2 separate regions of the Homo sapiens genome follow, and region 2 is linked to region 1. A link is an interaction called in ENCODE POLR2A ChIA-PET data of the cell type or tissue named here. Cell type or tissue: OCI-LY7. All regions are shown on one strand. Each heading gives the region's core, and the rest is flanking DNA. Links, peaks and the distances in the headings are about the cores only.

Region 1 (8,000 bases), core at 2,478-4,977:
CAGAGGGAATGCATGAATTACATCTGCCTAGATGTGACAGATGAGGCACCTGTGCCTTGAATACAGGGTGTGAAACATTTGGGCAACACCCAAATAAATGTACTTAATTTTTATTATCACATAGCTCTTTTATCAACATATTATTTTGGTTTAATTGATTGCAGCTCTCCCTCCTCCAGGATAATTTATTCAGGTTGAACATTGACAACAGAAATAAAAACCATCCATCCTGGCTTCACACAGCGTTGGGGCTTACTCCTGGTCTGGGCTTGCCTGTCTGTTGAGTCGGTCGGCTAGCTGGTTGAGTGGTCAGATTTTAAGTTACCTCTGTTGGTTTTCTCTCTTTTCTGAGCCACATTTTCAGCTTGTTCTGTGGAGTCACCAAACCCCCATTCTCTGTGCAGCTCACTGCTGCAGAATTTTTTTTTTATTCAAATGAGTTTAAATCATCTCAGAATATATTAGATTACTCTCTCCCTTGGGTTGGATATTTGTAGCGAAGGAAGTAAACTGAACATTTAGCAGTCATCTTTTCTTTTTCTCTTAATTGAGCAGAGGCCGGCTGCCAGGAGGATTGGTATTCTGCACAAAGACCTCCCTGAGATAGGCAGCTGGGCTCCTGATGGTCTGTAAACACACATGGCCAAGCCAGGGCAAAGATGCTTCAGCATCTGGATCCTGAACCTCGGCTTGTGCATATAGCTGTGCTGGAGGCTCACCTGAATCCTTGATGCCAGCTCCCTTCTTAACAGGCAGCCCATCTGCCTCCTGTAGTGATTCCCAGTGACCTCATGCCAGAATTGAGGCAACTTCCTATTCTGCAAATGATTTATTATTCATAATGAGCAAAAGATTCCGCTCTTCAAATGACCTGTCAGGGTGAGCCTGGCCTGGCACTGCAGTCCTCAGAAGGGAAACATTTCCTTTGTGTTCCGAGGGATAGGAGAGGTCAGAGGGGCTACGATACATGGGGCTAATATAGGTCAGGGCTTGCTGCTTTGTGTGAATTTGCAAAAATGTGCTCCTTCTGGGTAGACACATTCCCACAGCTGTTCAGTTTGGCATTGAAAGGGCTCCTTCTAGAAAGAAAACATACCTCTTTCTCCAGGCACATTCAGCGTTGTGCCAGGGAGCCTTCTTTGGTGAGGAGAGACTGGACTATATTTTATCCTCCAGTGGAGACCTTGGCTAAGCTCTTTTGTGCAGAGCCCTGAAGCAGAGGCCACTTGTTCTCTTGTGGCAATTGGGTGAGCCACTCCAGGTGCTCATTCTCCTATCCTTGAGAGAAAGAATGACCTGCCCTCTTCGTCATCTCTTCCTTGTGTCTGCTTCATGTCCTAACCATTCTGCTAAGATGTAGGTATTATTGGTCCCATCTTAGATATGAGAAAACTAAGGACTGTGAAGAGCTGTTTTCCAAGGTTAGACAGCTTGTAAGTGATGAGACTGGGATGATTAGAGATCAAGTCTGTCCTCCCAAAGCCCATGGTCCTTCAACTGCATTTCCCTGCAAAAGTCATGAGATGGATCCTAATTGTGTGCAGATTGTGATTTTGTGGATACTGCGGTACTGCCTCTCTTCCCCTTCCTCAACACTGTGATAATACCTTTAGTGTAAATCTAGCTACCAACTCTTTGCCAGGCTCTGTGATCAACACTGGGCTAAAGAGGTAAATGAGCAAAAGGAGCTTCTTGTCTAGTTGGGAGAGATTCACAAGTCACGTCACCCAACTCCTCTGTGTCTCCATTTTTGTTTCTCCATGAGAGATGCCTGGAGAAGAAGGAGACCTGGGCAGGGCATCAGGGATTTGGGAACCTCCCCTCAGGCTGGCTGCTGATTTTCTGTGTGACACTCTGAGCAAGTCACCCACCTAGGTGACCAACTCATTGTGATTTGCTTTGGACTTTCTCAGTTTTAGCACTGAAGGTCCCATGTCCGTAGAAACACCTCCATCTTGGGCAAATCACTATGGTTGGTCACCCCACACTTGACCCCGCACTGGCTCCTTCATAAGACTGTATTTTGCAGAAAAGAGGGGACTAGCATGTTTTTTTCTTTTTTTAAAAAAGTTATACAAGTCATATTATTGATTGCTGAAAATAGAGACAACCAAAAAAGTACTATGCTAAAATGGCTAATAAATATAGGAAAATATGCTCAATTTCACTCTTAAAGAAGTGCAAATCAAAACAAGATATAATTTTCACCTCTCAAATTGGAACAGAAAGTGAAAACATCTGATATACTTAATTGAAGCTGGAAAGGCTGTGGGGACATGTACCCCTTCATTCTCTGTGGTGGGAATGCAAATTGGTGCAACCTTTTAGGAAGTCCATCTGGCACATCTATGAACATTTAAGTAGGTACATCATTTGTCCTAGTAAATCATTTTAAAGAATGTGTCATGTAGAAATACTTGCGTGGGTCCATGAAGGTGTACCTGATAGAATGTTCAATACAGACTTTTTGCTGTTGTAAGAAAAAAAAAATGGAACTAATCCAGGCATCCACCAACTGAGGTGAACAATAGAACAATTCCATATGGTGTGCATTGAAATCACCTGAAGGTCTTGTTCAAACAGATTGCTGGTCCTCATCTCTGGAGTTTCTGTTTTAGTAGGTCTGGGATGGAGCCCAAGATTGGAGACTATTATTCTAAGTGAAATAACTCAAGAATGGAAAACCAAACATCATGTGTTCTCACTCATAAGTCGGGGCTAAGCTATGAGGATGCAAAGGCAAAGAATGAGACAATGGACTTTGGGGACTCAAGGGGGAAAGGGTAGGAAGGGGGTGAGGGATAAAAGACTACAAATCAGTGCAGTATATACTGCTTGGGTGATGAGTGCACCAAAATCTCATAAACCACCACTAAAGAACCTACTCATGTAACCAAACACCACCTTTTCCCCAATAACCCAGGGAAACAAAAAAAATTTTTTAAAAGAATTTGCATTTCTAAAAACCTCCCAGGTGATGCTGCAAATCCCAGGACCACACTTTGAAAACCACGGATATGGAGACAAATGAGAAAACTTCCTTCAAATGTGACCTAGTCCAGACCTGGGAGCAGTACTGTCAGACACAGAGAGACCTGGGCAGAAGTCCAGGAGGGAGATGGGGGTTGGGGAAGGGGGCCCTCTGATTTCTCCTTTGCTGGCTTGGAGTCCTCACCTGATCACTCAGCATATGGGGCAAAGTGGGGCTGGATTCCTCAAAAAACATGAGTACCAGGGACTCCTGCCAAGGGGGTCCCAGTGGTAGGCAGAGGGAGAAAGTAGCCTATGGCTTGGCCCTCGCAAACAAAGGCCCAGGGCTGAGAGTAGGAGAGAGGGCCAGCTGGGTGACTTCTGCCAGCTGTTTGTTGGTGTCTCTGCTCCTCCCTGGGAGGCTGGCATTCTGCTTTCAAGGACAACATCAGATGCTCAGGGAATAGAGGAGCAGGTGTTCCCAGGAACCAAACCTTGAAGATGAACTAACAGGTGTTGATTACTGTCTGGCAGAGGTGTGTTATGTGTGGGTATTGTTTTCTGCCTTCTTCCCTCTTCAATCCCACTAACACCATCACCTCCTCCTCAGCTAGGGCTTCTCTTGAGCTCTCCCCACATGCATCTTGTGACAGAGTGAGACTCTGTCTTAAAAAAAAAGAAAAAAGAAAAAAAGAAAAAAAGAAAAAAGAAAGTAAATTTCCCATACTGCTGAAAGTCAGAGATTAAGACTGCAACCTAACACCAAATCAACTGTACGGCTCACAGGATGTCTGAGCCATGAGCTGACAGGAAGGGGCCACAAGATGAGGGTCCATGAATGGAACTCTGGTACCTTGGCTGGCAGCATCTCTGCTGTCCACGGTGCTGAATCTAACCAACCATTTGCCCTTAGGAGAGGGCCAGGGAAAAGAAGTTCACATGAAGGAAAAGAAAACCAACTGCCTTGGAACGTATGCCACCATTAGGAAAGCATACAGTACATCAAGGTCTAGTCAAACTGTAGCTGTTTGAGGTCACTTAGTTGGACTTGGGACCCACTGACGGTTATTTCCTTGGAGAAAGGAAATAATGTCACTCGCCTGGTGGGGCGTCGTGCTTGACACCTTAGCTGTATTATTTATCTTAATCTCTAAAATAATCAACAGGGAAAGGTATTATTGTCCTCATTTTACCAATGAGGAAATAGAGGCACAGAGAAATTCCTCATATTAAGTGATGAAGTGAGGGCTCAAACACAGAGATCCAACTCCCAAAGCTAGAACTGGTGTCATTTAGACTCACATGCCCCAAGGCTAACGCTGATGGCTCTTTGTTTAGGCAGCTACCCTGACATTTGGGCAGGTCACCAGATTGCATGTTTTCTCCCTGGGACATTTCAAATTTCAAATCTCTGGGACTCTGAAACCATTTCAAAAGCCTTTATTGTCCTAACACACACACACACACACACACACACACACACACACACACACACACCATGCCCACACAAATGAATAAGCTTCATTTGCTTTTCCACTTATGGGAATGGGATGTGAATATAAGCAAGACATTCAAATTAAAATTGACTGTTTTATTTTAATTGACCTTTGATTCCCACCTCACTGTCTCCCTCCCGTCCCCACTCTGGCCTCCTCCATCCCTTGCTGTGCTCTGTGATTCATAAAGGCCTGAGGCTCAGCAGCTGTAATTGGTTTGTAACTTCCTGGAATGTCAAAGCCAAGATGGAAATTTTACGTATCACTCCACCAATTCTGTCCTGGATTTAATAATAACTTGGCAGAAGGAAAGGCAGATTTACAGCGGGAGAGAAATGTAATCAAATTTGGAGGTGAAATGCAATAAGTACAAATGCTAGTTTTCATTTGGAAGCTTCTTAGATAAATGTAATCTCACCCAGCTCTCAGACCCAATCCTTTGTTTCTTCTCCTGGAGCAGTGGAGAGCTCTGGTGGGGTAAAAAAAAAATCCTTGAAGGGAGAGTTTGTATCTGGGATTTCCTATCCTGGCCCCAGCAAGTGACCCTGGTGCACTGGGAGATGATGGTGGGAGAGGTATGAAGTGTCAGTTGGAAGGACAAGGCTTAATTGGGGGCCTCCGATATGCTGAGTTCTGGAGGGAAAAACAGAATTAAGCACTTATTAGGCACAGTTTTAAGTGCCTTTCATATCTTATCTATTTCAGTTTCATGACAACCCTGTAAAGTAAGTAATATTATTCTTCCCATTTAATAGAGACATAAAATGAGGTTTAGGGAGAGGGTTCTCAGTGATAGAATGGAGTTCTGTTTGACTTTGGAGTCTATACTATTAACCCCTCTCTTGCAGGAATACGAAAAATTAATGTTTCTTTCTTTTCTTCTTTCTTTCTTTCTTTCTTTCTTTCTTTCTTTCCTTTTTTTTTTTTTTTTTTTTTGAGACAGAGTCTCACTCTGTCACCTAGGCTGGAGTGCAGTGGCGCGATCTCGGCTTACTGCAACATTTGCCTCCCGGGTTCAAGCGAGTATCCTGCCTCAGCCTCCCAAGTAGCTGGAATTACAGGCGTGAGACATCATGCCTGGCTAATTTTTGTATTTTTAGCAGAGACGAAGTTTCGCCGTGTTGGCCAGGCTGGTCTCGAATTCCTGACTTCAAGTGATCCACCCGTCTTGGCTTCCCAAAGTGCTGAGATTACAGGCATGAGCCACCGTGCCTGGCCTTTTTTTTTTTTTTTCTTTCTTTTTTGAGAGACGGGGCCTTGCTCTTGCCACCCCGGGCTGGAGTGCAGTGGTGCAATCATAGCTCACTACAGCCTCAACCTCCTAGGCTCAAGCAATCCTCCCGCCTCAGCCTTCCAAGTAGCTGGGACTACAGGCATGTGCCACCATGCCTGGCTAATTTTTTAAATTTTTTGTAGAGTCGGGGTCTCACTATGATACTCAGGCTGGTCTGAAACTCCTGGACTCAAGTGATTCTCCTGCTTCAACCTCCCAGAGTTCTGGGATTACAGGCATGAGCCACCATACCCTAATGTTTCTTGAATACTCATTTGCTAGGTGCTTAGGAGAACTTTCACAACATCTCTGGATGGTAGGTATTGTCCTATTGTTCTATCCATTTATCAGGTGAGAAAACATTCTCAAGCTTTACCTCCTTACAAAAGTGGGCGAGAGCCACGTGAAAAGATGTTCAACATTATTAGCTACTGGGAAATGCAAGTTAAACTACAATGAGATATCATTACACATCTATTGGCACAGTAAAAATAAAAAAATAGAGATAATGCCAAATGCTGGTGAGGATGTGGAGGACTGGGATCAATCAATCATTGCTGGTGGCAATGTAAAATATAACAGCCATTCTGAAAAAGATATGGCAGTTTCTTACGAAATTAAATATATGTTTGCCATAACGACCCAGCAATTATACTTTTGGGCATTTGTCCCAGAGAAATGAAAACTTACATTCACACGAAAGCCTGTACATGAACGTTCATAGCAGCTTTATTCATAACAGCCAATAATTGGAAACAATCCAAATGTCCTTCAAAAAGCAAACAGTTAAACAGTGGAACATCCATACTATGAATTACTAGTCAGCAATAAAAAGGAACAAGCTATTGATACATGCAACCATTTGGATGGATCTCAAGGGAATTATGCTGAGTGAAAGAAAAAGCCAGGCCTGAAAGGTTACCTACTGTATGATTCCATTTCTATAGCATTCTTGAAATTACAAAATTATAAATGAAGACCAGATTAATGATCGCTGCAGATCAGAGAGTAGGGGAGGGAGGCAGGTAGATGTTGCAATAAAAGGACAGCACAACAGACCTCTTGGTGGTAGATCTTGACTGTGGCGGTGGCCACACAAATCTGTGCACATGATGAAACTACATAGAACTAAACACACAAACAAGCTCACATGAGTGCATGTAAAGCTGGCAAAATCTAAGATTGGTGGATGGTATCAATGTCAATTTCCTGGTTGTGATATTGTACTACATGTATGCAAGATGTTACTATGGGGAAAGTTGAGTAAAGTGCTCTGTGATCTCTATTATTACTTTTTCTTTCTTTCATTCTTTGACAGAGTCTCACTCTGTTGCCCAGTCCGGAGTGCAGTGGTGCGATCTCGGCTCACTGTAACCTCCGCTTCCCATGTTCAAGCAATTCTTCTGCCTCAGCCACTTGAGTAGCTGGGATTACAGGTGCATGCCAACACTCCCAGCTAATTTTTGTATTTTTAGTAGAGATGGGGTTTCGCCACATTGGCCAGGCTAGTCTCGAACTCCTGACCTCAAGTGATCCACCTGCCTCGACCTCCCAAAGTGCCTGGATTACAGGCATGAGCCACTGTGCCTGGTCTGTGATCTCTAGCATTTCTTAAAACTGCATGTGAATCAACAATTGTCTTAAAATAAAAATGTGTGTGTGTGTGTGTGTGTGTGTATGTGTGTGTGTGTGTTTTGGAATGTCAGTGAGGGAAGTGGATGGAGAGGATGCAGAGGGGAAAAGGTAAGGACTTGCCCAAGTTCACACTGGGTGATGGAGCTACATACTCAGGCTCATAACCTCTGCTTTGAGCCACCACCCCATCTGACAGAAAACTGTTATGACCTTCACTTCTGGAATTTCCCCTTCCTCTTTCCAAACAAGCCAAGATTACAAGGCCCATGCTCTTACTCACACCCAGGGTAGGGTGTGTGAGTTCTGTACCCATCAGTACCACAGATAGGAGGGGTCCAAGAAGGCTGGGAGCCACATCAGGTCTGAGTCCTTTTAGAGGAATTAACATAGACATTGAGAGACAGATGCTGTAGCTCTGAAAGGACCATTGAAACTGAATTTTCCAAGTGCCATTTTCCCCACCACGTAGAAGTAGTGTGCCTGAGAATAAATTAAACACAGAAAATCAGAGGCCGCAGATGGAGGAAGAGAGGCAGAAATCTGATGATGAAACATGAGCATCGACATCTCCTTGTCTGGGTCTTTTTTCTATATCACCTACCTGTATTTATATCCAAAGCATCCAC
Region 2 (2,500 bases), core at 1-2,500, 490 kb before region 1:
CCGGGTTCAAGTGGTTTTCCTGCCTCAGCCTCCCAAGTAGCTGGGATTACAGGCATGTGCCATGTGCCGCCATAGCCAGCTAATTTTGTATTTTTAGTAGAGACGGGGTTTCTCCATGTGGATCAGGCTGGTCTCAAACTGCCGACCTCAGGTGATCCGCCTGCCTCGGCCTCCCAAAGGGCTGGGATTACAGGCATGAGCCACCACGCCTGGCAACATATATGAAGTTCTTAGAACATTACATGGCATTTAATAAATGTTAGGTAACTATCACCATTATTTTCATCCTTAGAAACAGTGATCTTGGTGGCAATGCATAGAAACACACTCAGACTAACTGAAACCATGAAAGGAATTTATTGGAAGAATTAGGACTCTCACAGATCTAAAGGGCAGGACTTCCAACTGGACCTCACAAAAGAATGGAATCTGTACCTAGAAACCTGTTGGGACCAAAGGCAGCCACTCGGCCCTCTGAGATGGCACAGTTTCTAACATTCACCCCTCTGTGTGTCTGCTCCCCTTGTTTTCCCTCTGCAGGCTGCCTTTCTCTTTATCTCTGCAGTTGGCCAACAGCTGCCCTAGCCCTGAAGGTAAATCATCTCTCTTCTCCTACATCACCAATTAAATAACCAATATTCCACATACAAACTCGCAGGGGAGAATCTGATTGGCCTAGCCTGGGTCAGGTGTCTACCCCTGGTCCAATCAGCTGTGGTCAATGGGAGTCATATTCTATGATCATGGCTGCAGGTGGCTCACTTTAGTGTGTGGGAAACCAGTTCCTTCCCCTGAGCGTGTTCTTTTTCGGTGTTGTTTAGAGAGTATCTTTTCCAGGGCTGGGCACGGCGGCTCATGCATGTAATCCCAGCACATTGGGAGGCCAAGGCCAGTGGATCACTTGAGCCTAGGAGTTCGAGACCAACCTAGAAAACATGGTGAAACCCTGTTTCTACAAAAAATGCAAAGATTAGTGGTGTGTAGTGATGCACACCTGTAATCCCAGCTACTGGCGTGGCTGAGGTGGGAGGATCACCTGAGCCCAGGGAGGTGGAGGCTGCAGTGAGCCAGGATAGTGCCACTGTACTCCAGCCAGGGTGACAGAGCAAGACTGTCTCAAAAAAAAAAAAAAAAAAAAGACAGTATCCGTTCTAGAAAATTACATTTTTATAGCCAAATTTGGAATCCCATTCATACTGCCTTTATCCTACTTTATTTTTGCCTTCATAGTACTTTTTACTATATGAAATTATATATTTGTACATATTTACTCTCTTACTCAAAAGAATATGAGATTATGGCAGGAAGTCTGTCTTTTTGTATAACCATAGCACCTGGCACGTTGCCAGATACATAGTAAGGGTCAAGATCTCATGATGAAAAAGTGTTTGAGGACTATGTTAGTAAGATCAGTTTCTTCAGAAATGGCACTCATCAGCTGGTCTAACTGCCAGACTCTTAACAGTTACCAGTATCACTTCCATTTAAGCGGGGAAGTCTTTCCTCTTTTGCAAGATTTGCCAGTATAATTAGCAGTCCAGTCTGTTGCTTGTAATTTGCATTGAATCCAGCTGTCTGGGAGAAACTACCTTTGACAAAGCTTGGAAGTGAAGGCTGGGGACAGATGACTGACATGTGTTTAGTGGGGACTAAAATTAGAAGTTGTTGGCTGGGTGTGGTGGCTTACTCCTGTAGTCCCAGCACTTTGGGAGGCCAATGGGGGAGGATTGCTTGAGCACAGGCGTTTAAGACCAGCCTGGGCAACATGGTGAAACCCCCCCATCTTTACAAAAAAATACAGAAATTAGCTGAGCATTGTGGTGAGCACTTGTGGTCCCAGCTACTTGAGAGGCTGAGGTGGGAGGATAGCTGGAGCCCAGGAAGTCGAGGCAGCAGTGAGCTGTGTCTGTGTCACTGTACTCCATCCCTGGTGACAGAGTGAGATTCTGTCTCAAAAAATATAAATGTCAGCCAGGCGTGGTGGCTCATGCCTGTAATCCTAGCACTTTGGGAGGTGAAGTCAGGTGGATCATGAGGTCAGGAGTTTGGGACCAGCCTGACCAACATGGTGAAATGCCGTCTCTACTAAAAATACAAAAATTAGCCAGGCATGGTGGTGCGCACCTGTAATCCCAGCTACTTAGGAGGCTGAGGCAGGAGAATCGCTTGAATCCGGGAGGCAGAGGTTGCAGTGAGCCGAGATCACAACACTGCACTCCAGCCTGGGTGACAGACTCCATCTCAAAAAATAAAAATAAATAAGTAAATAAATAAATAAATAGGCCAGGCGCGGTGGCTCATGCCTGTAATCCCAGCATTTTGGGAGGCCGAGGCAGGCAGATCACGAGGTTAGGAAATCGAGACCATCCTGGCTAACACAGTGAAACCCTGTCTCTACTAAAAACACAAAAAATTAGCTAGGTGTGGTGGCATGCACCTCAGGGGTTCTGAGGGATGAGTAGGAGTTTCCCAGGTAGATGGGTGTTGGAAGGCTATTCCA

Evidence for each region. ChIA-PET counts read pairs that join two places held together with the same protein. Peaks named below come from ENCODE experiments on the same cell type or tissue, not always from the same donor. Only the 100,000 strongest peaks of a DNase experiment are listed, where the experiment ranks them.
Region 2: POLR2A ChIA-PET joins it to region 1 with 30 read pairs; 1 of 35 experiments calls an interaction of 5 or more read pairs at or near these places.

Annotation. Positions count from the first base shown.
Region 1 is chr16:23,022,817-23,030,816 of GRCh38, reverse strand. LOC112268176 (a long non-coding RNA gene) reads right to left here. Exons shown (of 2, transcript XR_002957913.2): 2 at 6,454-7,854. Among named protein-coding and RNA genes, the nearest start is that of USP31, 120 kb to the left of the region's middle. In OCI-LY7, for the core only: no CTCF peak of the experiment used is centred there; a DNase peak (open chromatin) is centred at 3,846.
Region 2 is chr16:23,517,680-23,520,179 of GRCh38, reverse strand. It overlaps a transcript of GGA2 not described here. Among named protein-coding and RNA genes, the nearest start is that of GGA2, 8.4 kb to the right of the region's middle. In OCI-LY7, for the core only: no CTCF peak of the experiment used is centred there; DNase peaks (open chromatin) are centred at 709 and 1,469; H3K4me3 peaks cover 1,970 bases; H3K27ac peaks cover 2,500 bases.